2 separate regions of the Homo sapiens genome follow, and region 1 is linked to region 2. A link is an interaction called in ENCODE POLR2A ChIA-PET data of the cell type or tissue named here. Cell type or tissue: HepG2. All regions are shown on one strand. Each heading gives the region's core, and the rest is flanking DNA. Links, peaks and the distances in the headings are about the cores only. Region 1 has its middle 21 kb from the start of KRT8. Region 2 has its middle 13 kb from the start of EIF4B.

What was found. Peaks named below come from ENCODE experiments on the same cell type or tissue, not always from the same donor. Only the 100,000 strongest peaks of a DNase experiment are listed, where the experiment ranks them.
Region 1: POLR2A ChIA-PET joins it to region 2 with 10 read pairs; 12 of 35 experiments call an interaction of 5 or more read pairs at or near these places.

Annotation. Positions count from the first base shown.
Region 1 is chr12:52,921,229-52,931,627 of GRCh38, forward strand. It overlaps a transcript of KRT8 not described here. Among named protein-coding and RNA genes, the nearest start is that of KRT8, 21 kb to the left of the region's middle. In HepG2, for the core only: a CTCF peak has its summit at 6,412 (motif pointing left); DNase peaks (open chromatin) are centred at 4,053, 5,003 and 6,293; H3K4me3 peaks cover 3,024 bases.
Region 2 is chr12:52,988,364-52,998,762 of GRCh38, forward strand. No RefSeq gene overlaps it. Among named protein-coding and RNA genes, the nearest start is that of EIF4B, 13 kb to the right of the region's middle. In HepG2, for the core only: no CTCF peak of the experiment used is centred there; DNase peaks (open chromatin) are centred at 4,448, 4,848 and 5,291; H3K4me3 peaks cover 312 bases.

The DNA of each region.
Region 1 (10,399 bases), core at 1,400-9,399, 66 kb before region 2:
TTCTACCTTCTCTCTCCTTCCTTGCCTCCCCAAGTTTCCTGGGTGACCATCCAGGGAACATTAAGAGAAGCTTAAGTAGCAACAGCAGCCTCCAGAACATGGAAGGCAAAGGAGGGAAAGCCTCTCTGAGGGAGAGGACCAGTACTTCTTGCTCACAATTGTCCAGCTGCAAAAGTCAAACTCCCTAGTCCTCCTCCTGGACCCACAGTTCTATGGCTTCGATGGCTCCCACATGTCACCACACTAAACCTCCACCCCCAGGCCCCCATGGCCTGACCCTATCCTACTTGACTGCCAGCTCCTGCACAAACTCCCTCTTCACTTATGCAGTGCACAGGCCCAGGGCCCCTCCTTCCTCTCTCTTTGTGTCCCTCTAGCCTGGCTCTACCCCCAAGGACTTCCTTCAGGAAGCCCTCCCAGATGGACTATTCCTCCCAGGCTTCTCCCTCCAGCCCTCCAGCCTGGAGCCTCTGATTGTGCATCCCCAGCTGTGGCCGGATCTCCCAGAGCTGGGCATGGGTTCAGCTATTCCCCCATGGCCTAGCAGTTTCCTTAAGGTGGTAAAGCTTTTAATTCTTACAGAAACTATAAAATAAGCATTATCTGCATTCTAGAGTGGAGAACACTGAGCCTCAGGATTAAAAGCAATGTGCACTGCTTGGCACAGTGGCTCACACCTGTAATCCCAGCACTTTGGAAGGCCAAAGTGGGAGGATGGCTTGAGGCTAGGAATTCAAGACCAGCCTGGACAACACAGCAAGACCCTGTCTATACCCCTCTCCCCCACAAAAAAATTGTTCTAATTATCCAGGCAGAGTGGTGCACACCTGTATTTCCAGCTACTTGGGAGGCTAAGCAAGAGGATAACTGGAGCCCAAGAGTTTGAGGCTGTAGTGTACCATAATTGCACCTGTGAGTAACAATGGCACTGGGTGACAGAGTGAGACCCTGTCTCTAAAAAAAAAAAAAAAAAAAAAAAAAAAAAAAAAAAAATGTAGCAAATGGGAGAGCCAGAACTGGACCCCGTCTGCCTCCAAAGCCATGTCTCTCCTCCCCACCTTATACCTCCCTCTCTCCCTGAAGACAGTACCATATGGCAGGCACTCCCTGTACCATAGGTTTTTATAACTGCATTTATTCCTCACAATTAAATCTATGAGGAGGCCAGGCACGGTGGCTCACGCCTGTAATCCTAACACTTTAGGAGGCTGAGGTGGGTGGATTACTTGAGCTCAGAAGTTCAAGGCCAGCCTGGCCAACATGGCGAAACCCCGTCTCTACTGAAAATACAAAAATTAGCCAGGCGTGGTGGCACATGCCTGTAATTCCAGCTACTCGGGAGGCTGAGGCAGGAGAATCGCTTGAACCCAGGAGGCAGACTTTGCAGTGAGCTGAATTTGTGTCACTGCACTCCAGCCTTGGCGACAGAGCAAGACTCTGTCTCAAAATAAATAAATAAACAAACCTATAAGGAAAGTACAAATAACCTCATTTTACAGATGAGGAGATGAAAGTTCAGAAACTTTCCATCTACTTCCTAAGTCATGTAGCATCTAAGTGCTAGGATCAGAATTCCACCCAGCTCTTCTGGCTCCAAAACCCAAAGTTTAGCTTCCCAGTCCCCTGGATCTAGGCAGACAGTCTGGGAGATGCAGGAGGCAGGAAGGCAGATTCTGCAGCCAGCATGAGAGCTTGAACTGATCGGCCAACACCTCTGATAAAGGAAGGTGCCTTCCAGAAGACCTCCAGGAGCTTCCCCGCTGATCTGGGGAAGCTCAGGAAGCCCAGGACAGCTGAGTGAGGGTTCCGTAGCCAGGCTCCCAGCTCTCTGCCCTCCCACTCGTCCTGTGAACTGACCCTCCCTCACATCATTGCACTTCTGCAAATTCCTACCACTACCTCCAAAGTGCTCTAGGATGTGTGATTAAAATCAAAGCGTTCTAAGGTTTATGATGAAAATTAAATGAAATTAAGTTAAATTTTTGTTTTGAGAATTGTTTTAGACTATTCCTAGAAGAATGTGCAGTAGCAGGAAAACATAAGTTTGGAAATCAAATAGCCTGTGTTCTAGTCTCAACTCGGTCTCTAAATTGCTGTGTGACATTGGACAAGTTACTGCTCCTCTCTGAGCTACAGTTGCCTCATCTATATAATGAAGGGGCAGGACCATTTATTCCTAAATTGTTTTGTTTTGTTTTGTTTTGTTTTTGAGATGGAGTCTCGCTGTGTTGCCCAGGTTGGAGTACAGTGGCTTAATCTCAGCTCACTGCAAGCTCTGCCTCCTGGGTTCACGCCATTCTCCTGCCTCAGCCTCCCGAGTAGCTGGGACTACAGGCGCCAGCCACCACGCCTGGCTAATTTTTGTATTTTTAGTAGAGACGGGATTTCACCTTGTTAGCCAGGATGGTCTCAATCTCCTGACCTCGTGATCCGCCCGCCTCGGCCTCCCAAAATACTGGGATTACAGGCGTGAGCCACCACGCCCGGCTCTAAATTATTTTTATTACTAATTATTAATTTTTGAAATTATTAAAATTACCTGTATTATTACATTTAAATTAATATGGATTTTAGAGCTTTGAATTGCCTAAAGTGCTTGCAGTGTAGTGAGAAAAGCATTATATATTTTTTTTTTCGAGACGGAGCCTCGCTCTCGCCCAGGCTGGAGTGCAGTGGCATGATCACTGCTCGCTGCAACCTCCGCCTCCCGGGTTCAAGCGATTCTCCTGCCTCAGCCTCCCGAGTAGCTGGGATTACAGGCGCCCGCCACCACGCCTGGCTAATTTTCGTATTTTTTCAGTAGAGACGGGGTTTTACCATGTTGGCCAGGCTGGCCTCAAACTCCTGACCTCAGGTGATCCGCCTGCCTCAGCATGAGCCGAGTTGTGAGCCACCCACCACACCCGGCCAAAAGCATTATACTTAAAATCATACATTAGGCCAGGCGCAGTGGCTCATGCCTGTAATCCCGGCACTTTGGGAGGCTGAGGCAGACAGATCACAAGGTCAGGAAATCGAGACCATCCTGGCTAACACGGTGAAACCCTGTCTCTACTAAAAATACAAAAAAATTAGGCGGGCATGGTGGCGGGCGTCTGTAGTCCCAGCTACTAGGGAGGCTGAGGCAGGAGAATGGCATGAACCCGGGAGGCGGAGCTTGCAGTGAGCTGAGATTGCGCCACTGCACTCCAGCCTGGGCGACAGAGGGAGACTCCGTCTCAAAAAAAAAAAAAAAAATCATACTTGATTTGGGCTCTCAGCTTTTGTTCTCTCATATGTAAAATAAATTAGATTGAGGCTGCAGTGAACTATGACAGGCCACTGCATTCCAGCTTGGGCGACAGAGCCAGACCCTGTCTCAAAAAAATAAATAAAAATTTAAAAATAAAATAAATTATATGATGATAATGTTTGTAAAGATAATTGTAAAGATAATTGTAATTTGTAAAGATAATTGCTTGTATAGGACACTACTGTATAGGACACTACTGTGATGGGAAAAGACCATGCACTCTTCTCTAAGAATTCACCGTTCCTTCTGTCTTTTGCCTTCCTCCCCTCAGCTAAAGGGCTCCTGGAGTGAAGTGGACCCTCAGCTGTACTCTGTGGTCTGCGGCAACAGCCAACGCACAGAGGAGCATCCTCTCCTTAACTAAGCACCGAAAGGGAGTGAAAGGGTAGACTGAAGGAAGGACTTACTAATTCAAGGAGTCATTGGAGCAGAAATGAGTGACCAGGAATGGGGAGGATGCGTCTGTGGAAAAGGAACAGGGCTGGGCCCCCTTCTCACTGGTCCTAGATGGGATCAGGCCTGCCCAGAAGCCAAGAAAAAGATGTTGTATAGACCTCAATGGGGCAAGGCCGGGATGATTGAGGGGATACCTTCAGGGGAGGAGGTGCTAGGCAGTTTTCTGAAAATGGTGCGTTCAGACAGCTCACTATTTCCTGTAGTAATTCCAGGAAAAGACTGAGTAAGACAAGGTCAGGACCGGGAGGAATGCAGCTGGAGGAGGTGTGTATGCACAGTCTCCCCAGGGTGAGCCTGTCCAGAGCCATAAACCTTATCTCCTTCCTCTGAATAGCTGGGATAGCTATCTCTGGCTCCCAGGGGCTCAGGCTGAGTCAGGGCTGGAGGCTGGGAGAGACTGTGGGCCCCGAAGCATACCTAAAACTGTGAGACCACTCAGCACTTAGGTATGAATGGCGCCATTTAGGGTCTGAAATGGTCACCATTTTCAGAAACCTGCTCAACACCTCTTCCCCTGCAGGTATCCCCCTCCGTCATCCTGGCCTTGCCCCATTGATACCTGAAGTGTGGCACATTCAGGAATGAGATTGGAGCAAAAGGGATCTCTTTGGCGGAGGTGGGGTCAAAGAGATAGATTAGGATGATTCATCTCCACAAAGGCTAAGGCTTTAGATTCCTACCAGCCAGCCCCAGGCCAGAAATTTCCCCTTCAAGGAAAGTTGGGCTCCAGGGCTGGGCAATACTATCACCTCAATTATCCCTCTGTTCCTGAGTTCTAGGGTTTATGCACAGTTCTTAATGGGGCCTAATAGTTTCTTTGTCTCTTCCAGCCCTCTATCTTAGAGGACAGGAGGTGGAGCCTACCAACAAAGGGACCCAGGTTCCAGTTCCAGGGCTGCGTTTCTCTCCCCCTCAGGGCCCATTACTCTGAGCTGGGCCCCAGGTAGGGGAGGAAGGAGGAGAAAGGAGGCAGTGTTCTCATGTTCTCTGTGTCCCTGAGAAATTCCCCACCTCCCTTTCAAGCTCCCTCCTAGCAGGCTGGTGAGACCTGCCCTGGAGACAGGCTGGTGCGAGAGGCCCCCTCTGCAGAGTGGAAGGGGGTGACATAATTGCCTGTCCTGAGACTTCTAGACATGTACACACTGTCCCTCTGCCTGGTGTGTCCCTGCCCCCCGCCCCCCACCACCTCTCCTGCTCGCTCAGGTATCCTCTCCAGTGCCCAGCCAGACTGATCTTCTACAAACACTGCTTTGATCCTGTCACTCCCTAGCCCAGAGCTTCCCGTTGCCTTCAGAATAAAGGTCAAATTCCTCATCTGGTGGCTGAGGCTTAGCCTTCCCCACCTGGCACTAGCTGCCCTCCCCACCCCACCCCCAGGACTGTGCCCTCCTCTCCTGAAGCACCTCCTTGTCACCTGCACCTGTTGAAACCTTACCCTTCCTGCAGGTCCTGGCTCCAGCTCACCCCATTCATTCCGCAAACATTTGCTGAATGAAAATCATGCATCAGGCACCTCCCCACAAAGCCTGCCCCAGTCACCTCTGCCGGAAGTGGCCACTCCTATAGAGACCCCAAGAATAGGGCTTTGTTACACCCCTGGGCTGGGTTACACTTGCTGTGGGCATGTCTGAGCTCCCCTCCCTGATTGTAAACCTGATCCACAGTCATTTAGCATGCACTGAACATCCACTATTAATGAGGCATTTTCCATATTTGTCTCATTTGACCCTCACAAGGACCTTGGGAGTTCAGTCTTCTTATCCTTATTTACAGATGAGGAATCCAAGGCTCTAAGAAGTAATGTGCCCAGCAAGTAGTAGTCAGAGCTCAAACCGGAGTCCTGTACCCTAAGTCCAGGGCCCGCACATCAGCGCCAAGGCATCTTCCTCAAAAGTAGGGGCGTGTCTTATACATGTTTCTGCTTCCCTCCACACCCAGCACAGGAACTTGTTTGATTCACTGAATGAATGAATGAATGAATGAATGAATGAATGAATGATTCAATTCTATCCCATGAGTCCTCTTCTCTACTCTGACCCTATCTCCTCTCTCCCACATTGCTTTTTTCCTATCTTCTGTCCCTTACCCTGGACCCCAAGGATTCCCCCCAAGGGAGGAAAGAAGCTGTGATTGTTTCATGGATACCAGAGATGGGAGCTAAGCCTCAGAAGGGTGTCCACAGCCTGGACACACCCCAGGGAGGAGATTCAGGACAGGAAGACCCCTTCACCTTCACCACCACTCAGTTTGATAGACCCAGGAGAGTTCCAGTCCTTCTCTCCACCCCTCCCCAACTCCAGCAGGAAATAGGTGGGCCCAAGGGAGCAGCAGGACAAGCCAGAGAACAGTGAGAGGGTGAAGAGGGGCCCAGATTCAGTGACTCACCACCCTTGGGCCTCCCCTGGGGAAAGGGTGGGGAGCCTGGACACTTGGAATTCCTGCCTGTCCCTAGGGAGACACTTGGGTGTTAGGAGGCTGAACAGGAGGAGGAAGAGCTCTGTTTGTCCCAAACTAAGGGGTGGCCATGGCAACAAGGCCAGAGCCATCAGGGCTGGGAGCAAAGGTCCTGGCCAGGGGTGGAGTCGCGAGGGCCCTGCTGCCTGCCTGCCAACTGGGCCACTGTCCACACCATGCCAGCCAGGCCTTCTCTGACTGAGCACCCCCTTGTGGGCAGAGCCGAGCCTGAAATCTGGGGATGGGCAGTCCTGAGGGGGAAGCCACCTGCTTTACAGACACACATGTTCTTGTCCTCTCCCAGTCCCTCCATGTGTCTTCTCAACTGCAACCAGAGACAGACAGCCTCTAGAACAGGGAGTGCTCAGCCAGGCGCGATGGCTCACTCCCGTAATCCCAGCACTTTGGGAGGCCAAAACAGGTGTATCACCTGAGGTCAGGAGTTCGAAATCAGCCTGGCCAACATGGTGAAACCCTGTCTCTACTAAAAATACAAAAATTAGCCAGGCTTGGTGGCAGGCACCTGTAATCAAGGAGAATCGCTTGAGAGGCGGGAGGCGCAGGTTGCAGTGAGCCAAGATTGCACCATTGCACTCCAGGCTGGGCAACAAAAGCAAGACTCTGTCTCAAAAACAAAAACAAAAACAGGGAGCGCTCTTGGCCTTTGTGCTGGGGAAAAGAAGGCATGGAGAACTGAGTCTGCTGCTGGGAAGTGAGTAGATTGGAGGTGTCAGTCTGGGAAGGCTTCCTGAAGGAGGATGTCTCAGGCTAAGGAAAAGACAGCAAAGGCTTCAGAGCAGAAGAGTGTGTCTCCTCTGAGAGCCCAAAGCAATGTGGCTGGAGTCACAGATGACACCATCACTCCTTCTCTTCTGCTAGTCACAAGAATCTTGGTGTCCCAAGGAGCCCCCAGTGCACCACCACCATCCTTAACAATGCCCCTACCATTATGCATGTCCATTCCCACCCTTACCTCCCCTTGGAGGTGGAGATGGCACTTCCTCTGCCCAGGGCCAGACCTCCACCAGTGCTCTGATCCACACACCCCTCCCTTCACACACAGAACCTTGTCTCATCAAATAGTATCTCTCCCTTGCCATACTCCTCCCACCCCCATCCCAGGCTGAATTTTATTCCCCTCTACTTGTAGTCATGCTCATGTCACTTCTTCCTTTAAAAAAAGAAAGAAAGGGGCTGGGCACAGTGGCTCACGCCTGTAATCCCAGCACTTTGGGAGTCCGAGGTGTGTGGATCACCTGACGTCAGGAGTTCGAGACCAGCCTGGCTAACATAGTGAAACCCCATCTCTACTAAAAATACAAAAAATTAGCTGGGCGTGGTGGCAGGTGCCTGTAATCCTAGCTACTTAGGAGGCTGAAGCGAGAGAATCGCTTGACCCCGGGAGGTGGAGGTTGCAGTGAGACAAGATCGTGCCATTGCACTCCAGCCTGGGCAACAAGAGTGAAACTCCAACTCAAAAAACAAAAATAGAAAGGGAATCATCCTTGACCCATGTCCCACACCCACTACAGCCCTCTCTCCTTGCCTCTACAGCCAAGCTTCCCAAGAGGGGAGACCATACTCGTTGTCAATTTTTCACCTCCTCCTACATCCCCAACCCTAGCCACCATCCATGGAAATGGCTAAACTAATGATCAACTCCTAGCCAAATTTGATGGACTCTTTTCAAATCTTTTCTTCCCTGCATCCCTGGAATAGTGGATACCACTGACCACTCCTCCTTCCTTCCTTCCTTTCTTTTTTTTTTTTTTTTTTCCAGATTCTCACTCATTCGCCCAGGCTAGAGTGCAGCGGTATGATCTCGATCTCAGCTCACTGCAATCTCCACCTCCCAGGCTGAAGCCATTCTCTTGCCTCAACCTCCTGAGTAGCTGGGATTACAGGTGCCCACCACCACGCCCAGCTGATTTTTTTGTATTTTTAGTAGAGACAGGGTTTCACCATGTTGGCCAGGCTGGTCTTGAACTCCTGACCTCAGGTGATCTGCCCACCTCAGCCTCCCAAAGTGCTGGGATTATAGGCGTGAGCCACCTCGTCCAACCGCCTTTCTTAAAAGACAATTCCTTTGGCTTCCTGACATTGCCTTCTGCATTTCTTGCTATCTCTCTGGCCACTCCTTTCCAGTCTTCTTCCTTGAATCCTTTTTATCTATTCACCACTTACACCTGTAATCATTAATCTTCTTGGTGGTTCATGCTCCCCTTTGAGACTCTAATGCACAATCAGAGATTGCTAGCATCTCCCATGCAGCTGAAGGGGCACATGCATTTGTGAAAGCCACCCACAGAGGCCAGATTAAGAGCCTTGCTCTTGAGTGTTAGGATTCCCACCTCCCTGCCTCCACCTCTTCAGGCCAATTCCCATCCACTCTCAGGGATGATGAATCCCAGATCAACATCTCCAGACTCTCCTCGGAGCTACAGACCCAAGTTTCTAATTGCTGCCTGGATGTCCCACCTAAGCCTCAAACTCACAGCTTCCAAACTCAAGTCATTATCCAATGCCATCCTCCAGGCCTCACTTCCTCTCATAATTCCTCTCTGGTGGACATCACTGCCTCCAAAGCAAGAAGCCTGGAGTCAGCAAAAGTGCTGAGGATGGCACTAGAACCTCTCACAGGATTGCTATGTTAAATAATGTGATACATGTAAAGCACATAGAATGGTGCCTGATACATCATAGATGTTCAGTGTTATTATTGTTACTATTATTGCTGCTTCTTTCCCTTTACATCCAATTAGAAGCCAAGTCCTGCCAATTCTATCATTTTTTTTTTTTTTCTTGAGACAGAGCTTCGTTCTTGTTGCCCAGGCTGGAGTGCAATAGCACAATCTAGGCTCACTGCAACCTCTGCCTCCCAGGTTCAAGCGATTCTGCTGCCTCACCCTCCTGAGTAGCTGGGAAGCTGGGATTATAGGCATGTGCCATCACACCTAATTTTGTATTTTTAGTAGAGATGGGGTTTCTCCATGTTGGTCAGGCTGGTCTCGAACTCTCGACCTCAGGCGATCCACCCGCCTCAGCCTCCCAAAGTGCTGGCATTACAGGCATGAGCCACCACGCCCGGCCCCCAATTCTGTCTTCCAAACTTTCCTTTTTTTGTTGTTGTTCTTTTTTTCCTTTTTTTGAGACAAAGTCTTACTCCGTCACCCAGGCTGAAGTGCAGTGGCACAATCACAGCTCATTGTGCCCTAGACCTCCTGGGTTCAAGTGATCCTCCCACCTCAGCCTCCTGAGTAGCTGAGACTACAGGCATGCACCACCACACCTGGCTAATATTTTTATTTTTTGTAGAGACAGGGTCTTGCTCTGTTGCCAGGCTGGTCTTGAGCTCCTGGGCTCAAGCAATCCTCCCACCTTGGCCTCCCAAAGTGCTGGCATTACAGGCATGAACCTCTGTACCCAGCCCCTAAATTTCCTTTGAATCTACTTTCTTCCGTATATTTCCACTGATTCTCTCTTAGTTTGAGTCATTATTACTACTTATCTAGATGATTGCAGTAATCTCCACTCTTGTCTTTTCAAATCTTTCCAAGACATCTGGCTAGCATGTTCTTGTCAAACTGCAGTTTTGATCATGATGCTTCCCCACTTTTAGCTTCAGTGTCTCCCCCAGATTCTTTTTTTTTTTTTTGAGACAGAGTGTCGCTCTGTTGCCCAGGCTGCAGTGCAGTGGCATGATCTCGGCTCACTGCAAGCTCCGCCTCCCGGGTTCATGCCATTCTCCTGCCTCAGTCTCCCGAGTAGCTGGGACTACAGGCACCCGCCATCAAGCCTGGCTAATTTTTTGCATTTTTAGTAGAGACAGGGTTTCACTGTGTTAGCCAGGATGGTCTCAATCTCCTGACCTCGTGATCCTCCCGCCTCGGCCTCCCAAAGTACTGGGATTATAGGCGTGAGCCACCATGCCCGGCCAGTGTCTCCCCAGATTCTAAAATAGTTTCCCTTGGTTTTTGGTAATTTCCTAGGGAACTTGTTGTAGAGATCCAGCCCCAATCCCAGAGAGTATTATTCTGCAGGTCTGGGATGATATTGGGCACCTGCATTCATGACATGTTCCCAATCATAGCTGGTACAAAACAAAGTTGAAAACTAAGGCAGTGCAAACTCTTCAAGGTCTAACAAGGCTCTTCTTGACCTGGTCTTCACTAACCTTTCCCACTTTATCTCCCACCT
Region 2 (10,399 bases), core at 692-8,691:
AGAGTAGCCTGGCAAACCTGGTGAAACCCCGTCTAAAAATATAAAAATGAGCCAGGTGTGGTGGTGGGTCCCTGTAGTCCCAGCTACTCCGGAGGGCTGAGGCAGGAGAATTGCTTGAACCTGGGAAGTGGAGGTTGCAGTGAGTCGAGATTGCACCAGCCACTGCACTCCAGCCTGGGCGACAGAGTGAGACTCCGTCTCAAAAACAAAAAAGAAATGTTTGTTGTTTAAGCCACCCTGTCTATAGTAATTTGTTACAGCAGAACTGACTAAGACAGACACAAGATCAAGGTGGGAGAAAGTGTAACTTGACCCAGCTCTGTGATGAGTTTATCCATAGCTCCTTCCTCTATTACATTTACCTTTGATTTGTCTATTAGATAATACTCCACTATTTATATATTCATTACTCATTTATCCACAGATATACAATAAAAACATTAATCAGGTGAATTACTTTCTTATCAATACCTGCCAAGAAAATACAACTAACTATAAATTTGTAATAAACTCCCAAGGGGCAGAGGTTGGGTTTTTAGTTGCTTCTCAAACATACCCCATCATTCAAAAGTCTGAACTGGAAAGTAAGAAGGAAAAGAAGGAGAACTTTAGTATGCTAGTGTCAAACAAGCCTGTCCTAATAAGCAACCCCAAACTGCTCTCCTGTCTGGGTCCAGAATTGGGTTTGGTTTTGAAATACCACGTGGGAAATTTCTAGCCAAAGTCCTCACCAGTTCCTCCTTTGACTAACAATCTCCAACCCAGGAAGTGGGAACTACAGAGTCTTTGGTAGAGGTGGTTGGATTTACTCAAGAAAAAGCCCCACCTGAACTCCCCAAGCAGAAATCTTCATTAGAAAAATAAACAAAACGACCGGGCGTGGTGGCTCATGCCTGTAATCCCAGCACTCTGGGAGGCCGAGGCAGGCGGATCACGAAGTCAAGAGATCGAGACCATCCTGGCCAACATGGTGAAACCCCATCTCCACTAAGAATACAAAAATTAGCTGGGCGTGGTGGCACACGCCTGTAGTTCCAGCTACTCAGGAGGCTGAGGCAGGAGAATTGCTTGAACCCGGGAGGCAGAGGTTGCAGTGAGCTGAGATCACACCACTGCACTCCAGCCCAGTGACAGAGCAAGACTCTGTCTCAAAAAAAAAAAAAAAAGTAGAAGAACATTAAAAAAACAGGTTTAGGCTGGGTGCAGTGGCTCACACCTGTAATCCCAGCACTCTGAGAGACCAAGGCAGAAGGATCACTTGAGGCCAGGAGTTTGAGATCAGCCTGGGCAACATAGCAAGACACCCATCTATACAAAAAATTTTAGAAGTTAACTGGGTGTGGTGGTGCATGCCTGTAGTCCAGCTACTCAGGAGGCTGAGGCAGGAGGATTGCTTGAGCCCAGGAGTTCAAGGTTGCAGTAAGCCATGATTGCACCACTGCACCCTAGTGTGGGCAACAGAGCAAGACTCTGACTCTAAAAAACAACAAAAACTGCTGGACGTGGTGGCTCATGCCTGTAATCCCAGCACTTTAGGAGGACGAGGTAAGTGGATCACCTGAGGTCAGGAGTTTGTGACCAGCCTGACCAACATGGCGAAACCCCATTGCTACTAGAAATACAAAAATTAGCCAGGCATGGTGGTACACACCTGTAGTCTCAGCTACTCAGGAGGCTGAGGCAGGAGAATTGCTTGAACCCAGGAGGTGGAGGTTGCAGTGAGCCAAGGTCGCACCACTTCACCTCAGCCTGGGCAACAGAGCGAGACTCCGTCTCAAAAAAAAAACACACACACACACACACACAAAAACAAACAACAAAAAAAAACCAAAACAGAAATGAGGTTTACATGTTACAAGGCCCTGAAGAAGAGGAAAAAAACTGTGTATAAAATACCACCTGGATAAAATAAGCCAAATACACAACTAAATGGGAGACCAGGCCAACAGGATGTCTTGGGAAGATGTCTTGAAGTAGGAGGGGCTTCTCCTGCAAAGGATTTGGCAAGACTAAGAGGGAGCAGGCATTCCAGATGAAGAGAATGATGAGTAACATGGAAAAGCCCAGCGTCCGCTCCGGGCCAGGCAGAAGTTGAGGTGACAGATATAGTAGGAAAAGCAAGCTGAGGGCAGTTCATGCAGAGCTTTCAATGCTGGAGAGTAGGGCCTTGGAAAGAGATGTGGTGACACAGTAAGAGCGCTCTTTCAGGGAGATTTATCCAGGAACTATGTGCTAGGTGGATGGGCGGAGATGAACTCAAGTGGGACAATTCCTGAAGCAGCACAGAGGGGAAAGGAAAGTCATAGTTAGAGCGGAGTTCATGGGGACGGAGGAGAAGGGAAGGATAGGAACCCCTACCACCTTCTCCCTTGCTCACCAAGTTCCAGCCACAACAGTCTCCTTGGGCCGCAAACATGCCAAGCACCACCTCAGGGTCCTCGCCTGCCAAGAACACACTTTGCCTTTGCAACACTCTTCCCCAGATATCACTAGGCCTTGCTCTCACATTTCTACTTCCTTCACCTCTACTTCAGTCCCTCTGGCACTTGACAACTAAATATAAAATACAACTCTTCCCCCATGGCGTATTCTCTAGCTCTCTGGCTTTCTATTTCTCCATGGCACTTATCATCATCTGACCTATTATACATATATATATATATAATTATTATTTATTTATTTTTTTGAGATGGAGTCTCACTCTGTCACCCAGATTGGAGTGCAGTGGCATGATCTCGGCTCACTGCAACCTGTACCTCCTGGGTTCAAGCAATTCTCCTGCCTCAGCCTCCCGAGTACTGGGATAACAGGCGCCCACCACCACGCCTGGCTAATTTTTGTATTTTAGTAGAGACAGGGTTTCACCACGTTGGCCAGGCTGGTCTCAAACTCCTGACCTCAGGTGATCCACCCGCCTTGGCCTCCCAAAGTGTTGGGATTACAGGCATGAGCCACCGTGCCCAGCCAACCTATTATATATTTGTTTGTCTGTTCATGCCCAATATAATGTAAGCTCCGTGAGGATACAGACTTTTTTTAGTTTGTCATTGTCTATTCAGTGCCTAGAACAGGGCACATGGTAGGGAGTCAATGAATAATTGGCTTGGTTTTGGATGGAGAGATTAATATGATACCAAGGGTTTGAGACTATGACTTGGAAGATAGTAGTACCATTAACAGCAATAGGGAAGCTGGAATAGAAAGATGAACCTTTCCACTTGAGACATGTTGAATGTGAAATGTGTAAGAGATGAACTGAAAACTCAGGACTAGTTCAGGGCAAACCCACAGGGCAGTGGAAGGCAGACTCCAAATCTCCAAAGAGTAAAAAACTGAGGGAAAAACGTTTAATCAGAGGAGCAAGACTGTCAGGTCCAAAGGGCAATGTAAGGCCATAACTGGGAAAGTAAATTACTGGGTCAGAAGCTAATAAAGAAATGTCAATGTTGAATAGGAAATGTGTGAAGAAAAGGAGATAGAGTCAAGCCATGAGAAAGAATCATTAGAGCCAAGAACAGTGGCATATGCCTATTGTTCTAGCTACTTGGAAGGCTGAGGCTAGAGGATTGCTTGAGCCCAGGAGCTCAGCCTGGGCAACATAGCAAGACCCAGCTCTTAAAAAAGAAAAGAAAAGGCCAGGCGCGGTGGCTCACACCTGTAATCCCAGCACTTTGGGAGGCCGAGGCAGGCAGATCACGAGGTCAAGAGATCAAGACCATCCTGGCCGACAAGGTGAAACTCCATCTCTACTAAAAATACAAAAATTACCTGGGCATACTGGCAGGCACCTGTAATCCCAGCTACTTGGGAGGCTGAGGCAGGAGAATCACTTGAACCCGGGAGGCAGAGATTGCAGTGAGCTGAGATCGTGCCACTGCACTCTAGCCTGGCGACACAGCAAGACTCCATCTCAAAAAAAAAAAAAGAAAGAAAGAAAGAAAAAGGAAAGAAGGAGCCATTAGGCCCCTAACAGTGTGTACTTATGCTGTTGGGGGACAGGTAGGACTGACAGCTTAAAGAACATTCTGAGGCTGGGCACGGTGGCTCATGCCTGTAATCCCTGCACTTTGGGAGGCTGAGGTGGGCAGATCACCTGAGGTCAGCAGTTTGAGACCAGCCTGGTCAACATGGCAAAACCCTGTCTGTCTCTACTAAAAATACAAAAATTAGCCGGGCATGGTGGTGGGCACATGTAATGCCAGCTGCTTGGGGGAAGCTGAGGTTTGAGAATCACTTGAACCCAGGAGGTGGAGGTTGCAGTGGGCCGAGATCACGCCACTGCACTCCAGCGTGAGGGATAGAGTGAGACTCTGTCTCAAAAAAAAAAAAAAAAAAGAACATGCTGGGGCTACACTCCAGCATTTAAGCTAAAGCTAGAAATACATGGTTGAAAGGTTGAAGGCATTCACTGAGCTCACCAGGAGCTTTGACACAAAGATAGGGTCTTTGCCCCCATCTGAACAGGAGTGACAACAGAAGCTTTGGGAATTGATAAGTCACTAAGGAAAACAGGGCAGGGCACAAGTTGCAACTGGTGGCCCATGGGCTAAATTGGCCCCAGGTGTGCTTTATTTGGGCTACACAGGGTTGTGATTTTTTGAATTAACTATCCACTTTTAAATGTTGGACTATTTCACCAAAAAAAAATCCATATATCTAGTTTATCTTGAAAAACTGGAAGATCTGGTAACGTTGGGCCCTATTTCAGTTGACAATGAGAGTCAGGGTTGAGTTGTGACTGTCACCTTTAAAGAAAGTACATAGAGTAGGCTAGGCGACAATGACAAAATATCAGCAACTTAACACAATGAAGATTTGTTTCTTGTTCGAGCAAAGTCCAGGGTGAATCAGGCAACTCTCCAGGGTAGCTTTCTTCCTTGCAATGACTCAGGGATCCAGGCTGCACATATCTCATGACTCTGCTATTCCAATTTACGCTCTGGATGATCCCTTCAGGGAGCCGGAGCTGAAGGGCTGCTTTGTGGCACTTACATGCTTCCAACACAAAGTGAAATGGTACTTGAACTAACCGTCCATTTGCTGAAACTAGTCCCAGGACCCTCATCAGGGGCCTGAGAAACGTGGGGCAGCTCATGGATATTGGGTGAGCAGTAAATGTTTCTGCCACATGGAACATGTGCTCTGCAGTTTGCCACATGCTTGCCAGGCTGCTTAAATCATTCACATCATCTACCTGGCTCCTGGAGACACTGGCATTTGCAGCCTTTGGTACAAAAAGAGAGGAGTGCTGAGGAGAGAACCTTGTGGAATGCCACCAGGGAGCAGCCATCACAACAGAACCCTACACTAGCCCAGTGTTTCATGCCAAGGTTCTGTCTGTAAGTGACAGAACCTACCCCTGGGAGGTGACCTGGCTATATCTTTCATATCTCCTGGTCACACTGCTGAGGGGGTGCCTGCTGCTTCTCCACAGATGAAGATTCAAAATGTTCTTGTGTTACAACCTTTGCATATTTCAAATTCCTTAGAGTCAAAAAGGCTATTCTGAATTCTACCTACTTTCCTTCCCCCTATATTGCATTTCTTCTCTTTACTCTTGCTCTGCATAGCTCCTAAAGACTGAACTGGAGCAAAAACCTGCACAGTAGGCTCTGGATAGTACCAGTTCCCATGTAAAATGTTCAGGAAGACCAATTTATGTGATTTTCCTGAAAAGTGTTTGTTTGTTTGTTTGTTTGTTTGTTTGAGACGGAATCTCACTCTGTCGCCCAGGCTGGAGTGCAGTGGCGTGATCTCGGCTCACTGCAAGCTCCAACTCCCGGGTTCACACCAGTCTCCTGCCTCAGCCTCCCGAGTAGCTGGGACTACAGGTGCCCACCACCACACCCAGCCAATTTTTTGTATTTTTAGTAGAGACGGGGTTTCACCGTGTTAGCCAGGATGGTCTCGATCTCCTGACCTCGTGATCCGCCCGCCTTAGCCTCCCAAAGTGCTGGGATTACAGGCGTGAGCCACCGCACCCGGCCTTATTTATTTATTTATTTATTTATTTATTTATTTATTTATTTGAGATGGAGTCTTGCTCTGTCGCCCAGGCTGGTGTGCAGTGGTGCAATCTCGGCTCACTGCAACCTCCACCTCCCGGGTTCAAGAGATTCTCCAGCCTCAGCCTCCTGAGTAGCTGGGACTACAGGCGAGCATCACCATGCCTGGCTAATTTTTGTATTTTTTAGTAAAGACGGGGTTTCACCATATTGGCCAGGATGGGCTTGAACTCCTAACCTCATGATCCGCCCACCTTGGCCTCTCAAAGTGCTGGGATTACAGGCATGAGCCACTGCACCCGGTCTTCTTTTTAATTTATTTATTTTTTAACTTTTTTTTTTTTTTTTTTTTGAGATGGAGTCTTACTCTGTCACCCAGGCTGGAGTGCAGTGGAGGAATCTCGGCTCACTGCAACCTCCACCTGCTGGGTTCAAGCAATTCTCCTGCCTCAGCCTCCTGAGTAACTGGGATTACAGGTGCCCGCCACCATGCCCGGATAATTTTTGTATTTTTTCAGCAGAGACGGGGTTTCGCTATGTTGGTCAGGCTAGTCTCGAACTCCTAACCTCATGATCCGCCCACCTTGGCCTCCCAAAGTGCTGGGATTACAGGTGTGAGCCACCACGCCCAGCCTTCTTTTCATTCATTTATTTGTTTGTTTGTTTGTTTGTTTTTGAGACAGGGTCTTCCTGTCACCCAGGTTGGAGTGCAGTGGCAATCACAGCTCAGTGCAATCTCGAACTCCCGGGCTCAAGTGACCCACCCACCTCAGCTTCCTGAGTAGCTGGGACTATGGGCACACACCACCACGCCCAGCTATTTTTTTTTTTTTTTTTTTTTTTTTTGTAGAAATAGGATTTCACCATGTTGCCCATGGCTGGTCTCCAATACCTGGGCTCAAGGGATCATCCTGCCTCGGCCTTCCAAAGTGTTGGGATTATAGGCATGAGCCACCACGCCTGGCCCAGTTCCCACTATGTTTTAGCTATAGTTGTATGTATTACATTTAAATACATTATAATTCCCCAAGACCATGTTCTAATATTTGCTTTTGGCAGTCAAGTGTATTTCAAATAAATTAAGAGGGGCAGGGCATGGTGGTTTATGCCTCTGTAATCCCAACACTTTGGGAGGCCGAGACAAGAGAACTGCTTGAGGCCAGGAGTTCGAGACCACCCTGGGCAACATAGTGAAATCCCAGTCTCTACCAAAAACATATAAAAAATAAAAATAAGCTGAGTGTGGTGGCACACACCTGTAGTCCCAGCTGCCTGGGGGGCTGAGGTAGGAGGATTGCTTGAGCACAGAGATTTAAGGCCACTGCACTCCAGCCTGGGTGACAGAATAAGACCTTGTCTCTTAAAAAAACACAGGGCCAAGCGCAATGGCTCACACCTGTAATCCCAGCACTTTGGGAAGCCGAGGCTTGATCACTCGAGGTCAGGAGTTCGTGACCAGCCTGGCCAACACGGTGAAACCCCATCTCTACTAAAAATAATCTGGGCGTCGTGGTGTGTGTGCCTGTAATCCCAGCTACTCAGGAGGCTGAGGCAGGAGAATCGCTTGAACCTGGGAAATGGAGGTTGTGGTGAGCCAAGATCGTGCCACTGCACTCCAGCCTGGATGACAGAATGAGCTTACAACTCAAAACAAAAAAAAAAAAAAGGCCCACAGAAAAGCAAATATGCGTATTATAGGGTTTTGGGGTTTTTTTGGTTTTTTTTGTTTGTTTGTTTTTGAGACAGAGTTTCACTCCTGTTGCCCAGGCTGGAGTGCAATGGCGTGATCTTGGCTCACTGCAACTTCCGCCTCCTGGGTTCAAAGCAATCCTCCTGTCTCAGCCTCCTGAGTAGATGGGATTAAGGGCGTCTGCCACTACACCCGGCTAACTTTGTATTTTTAGTAGAGATGGGGTTTCTCCATGTTGGTCAGGCTGGTTTTGAACTCCTGACCTCGGGTGATCCATCCGCCTTGGCCTCCTAAAGTGTTGAGATTACAGGCGTGAGCCACCGTGCCCGGCCTGTAGTATTTTTAATAAATAAATCATAAATAAAAATAATTTTGAAAAAGAAATTAAGACGAAAATATGCCTTTTACACTTACCTGGTAACCTACTATATAAATACTCTTTATTCCTTCCTAAATATATGCATTTCCCTCTGGTATCATTTCCCCTTAGTTTGAAGAACTTCCTTTAGTTTGGCTGTAATACAGTTCTTTCTTATCTTTTATTTTTTTGAGACGAGTCTCATTCTGTTGCCCAGGCTTGAGTGCAGTGGCGTGATCTTGGCTCACTGCAACCTCTGCCTCCCAGGTTCAAGGGATTCTCGTGCCTCAGCCTCCTGAGTAGCTGGGACTACAGGTGTGCACCACCACACTCAGCTAATTTTTTGTATTTTCAGTAGGGACGGGGTTGCCTGTTGCCCAGGCTGGTCTCAAACTCCTGAGCTCAGACAGTCTGCCCAACTCAGCCTCCGAAAGTGGTAGGATTACAGGCGTGAGCCACCTTGCCCAGCTGGCTTAAATACAGTCTATTGGCAATGAATTCTTAGTTTTCTTGTATCTGAATATGTGTTTATTTTGCCTACGTTTTTTTAAAAACAGCTTTGAGATACAGTTAACATACCAAACAATCCACCCATTGAAAGTATACAATTGGCCAGGTGTGGTGGCTCACACCTGTAATCCCAGCACTTTGGGAGGCTGAGGTGGGTAGATCACCTGAGATCAGGAGTTCGAGACCAGCCTGGCCAACATGGTGAAACCCCGTCTCTACTAAAAATACAAGTTAGCTAGGCGTGGTAGCCCATGCCTGTAATCCCAGCTACTCAGGAGGCTGAGGCAGAAGAATCGCTTGAACCCAGAAGGTGGAGGTTGCAGTGAGTCAAGATCGCACCATTGCACTCCAGCCTGGGCAACAAGAGTGAAACTTCATCTCAAAAATAAATAAATAAAAATAAAAATAAAATACACAAGCTGTTTTTAGTATGCTCACAGAGTGATGCAGCTATCATTACAATCAATTTTAGAGTATTTTCATTACCCTGAAAAAAAAACCGATACCCTTTAGCAGTTACCACTCCTTCTTCCATCCTCCCAACTTCTTCTGCCCCTACTTCTTCTATGCTCCCAAACTTAGACAGCCACTAATCCACTTTCTGTGCCTAGGAATTTATCCATTTCTTCTAGATTTCCAAAATTATTGACATATAGTTGCTCACAGTAGCCACTAATGATCATTTGAATTTCTGCAGTACTAGTTGTAATGTCTCCTTTTTCATTTCTGATTTTATTTATTCAGGTTTTCACTTTTTTTTTCTTAGTCTGGCTAAAGGTTTCTCAATCTCGTTCATCTTTTCAGGAAAACTTTTTGTTTTGTTGATCTTTTGTATTGTTTTCTTCATTTCAATTTCATTTATCTCTACTCTGATATTCATTATTTCTTTTCTTTTCTTTTTTTTTTTTTTTTTTTTTTTTTTTTTTTTTTTTAACTGAATCTCACTCTGTCGCCCAGGCTGGAGTGCAGTGGTGCAATCTCCACTTACTGCAACCTCTGCCTCCTGGGTTCAAGCAATTCTTCTGCCTCAGCCTCCCAAGTAGCTGGGACTACAGGTGCCCGCCACCACACCCAGCTAATTTTTTGTATTTTTAGTAGAGACGGGGTTTCACTATGTTGGCCAGGCTGGTCTCAAACTCCTGACCTCATGATCCACCCACCTCGGCCTCCCAAAGTGCTGGGATTACAGGCATGAGCCACCACACCTGGCCCATATCCTGGACATTGTGAATGTTACATTGTAGAGACTCTAGATTCTGTTATATCCTTTTGTGGTTATATCCTCCCAAAGATCTCCAAATCTAAATCCCTGGAACTTTTGAATATGTCATGTTACATGGCCAAGGGGAATTAAGGGTGTAAATGGAACTAAGTTTGCTAACCAGATCTTTTTTTTTTTTTTTGAGACGGAGTCTTGCTCTGTCACCCAGGCTGGAGTGCAGTGGCGCGATCTCAGCTCACTGCAACCTCTGCCTCCTGGGTTCAAGCAACTTGCATGCCTCAGCATCCGTAGCTGGGATTACAGGCACCTGCCATCACACCAGGCTAATTTTTGTATTTTTAGTAGAGATGGGGTTTCACCATGTTGGCCAGGCTGGTCTCAAACTCCTGACCTCAGGCAACGCACCCACCTTTGCCCCCCAAAGTGTAGGGATTACAGGCGTGAGCCACCGCACCTGGCCTGCTAACCAGATGATTTTAAGATAGGGAGATTGGCTGGGTGCAGTGGCTCAGGCCTGTAATCCCAGCACTTTGGGAGGCCAAAGTGGGCGCATCTCCTGAGGTCAGGAGTTCGAGACCAGCCTGCCCAACATGGCAAAATCCCGTCTTTACTAA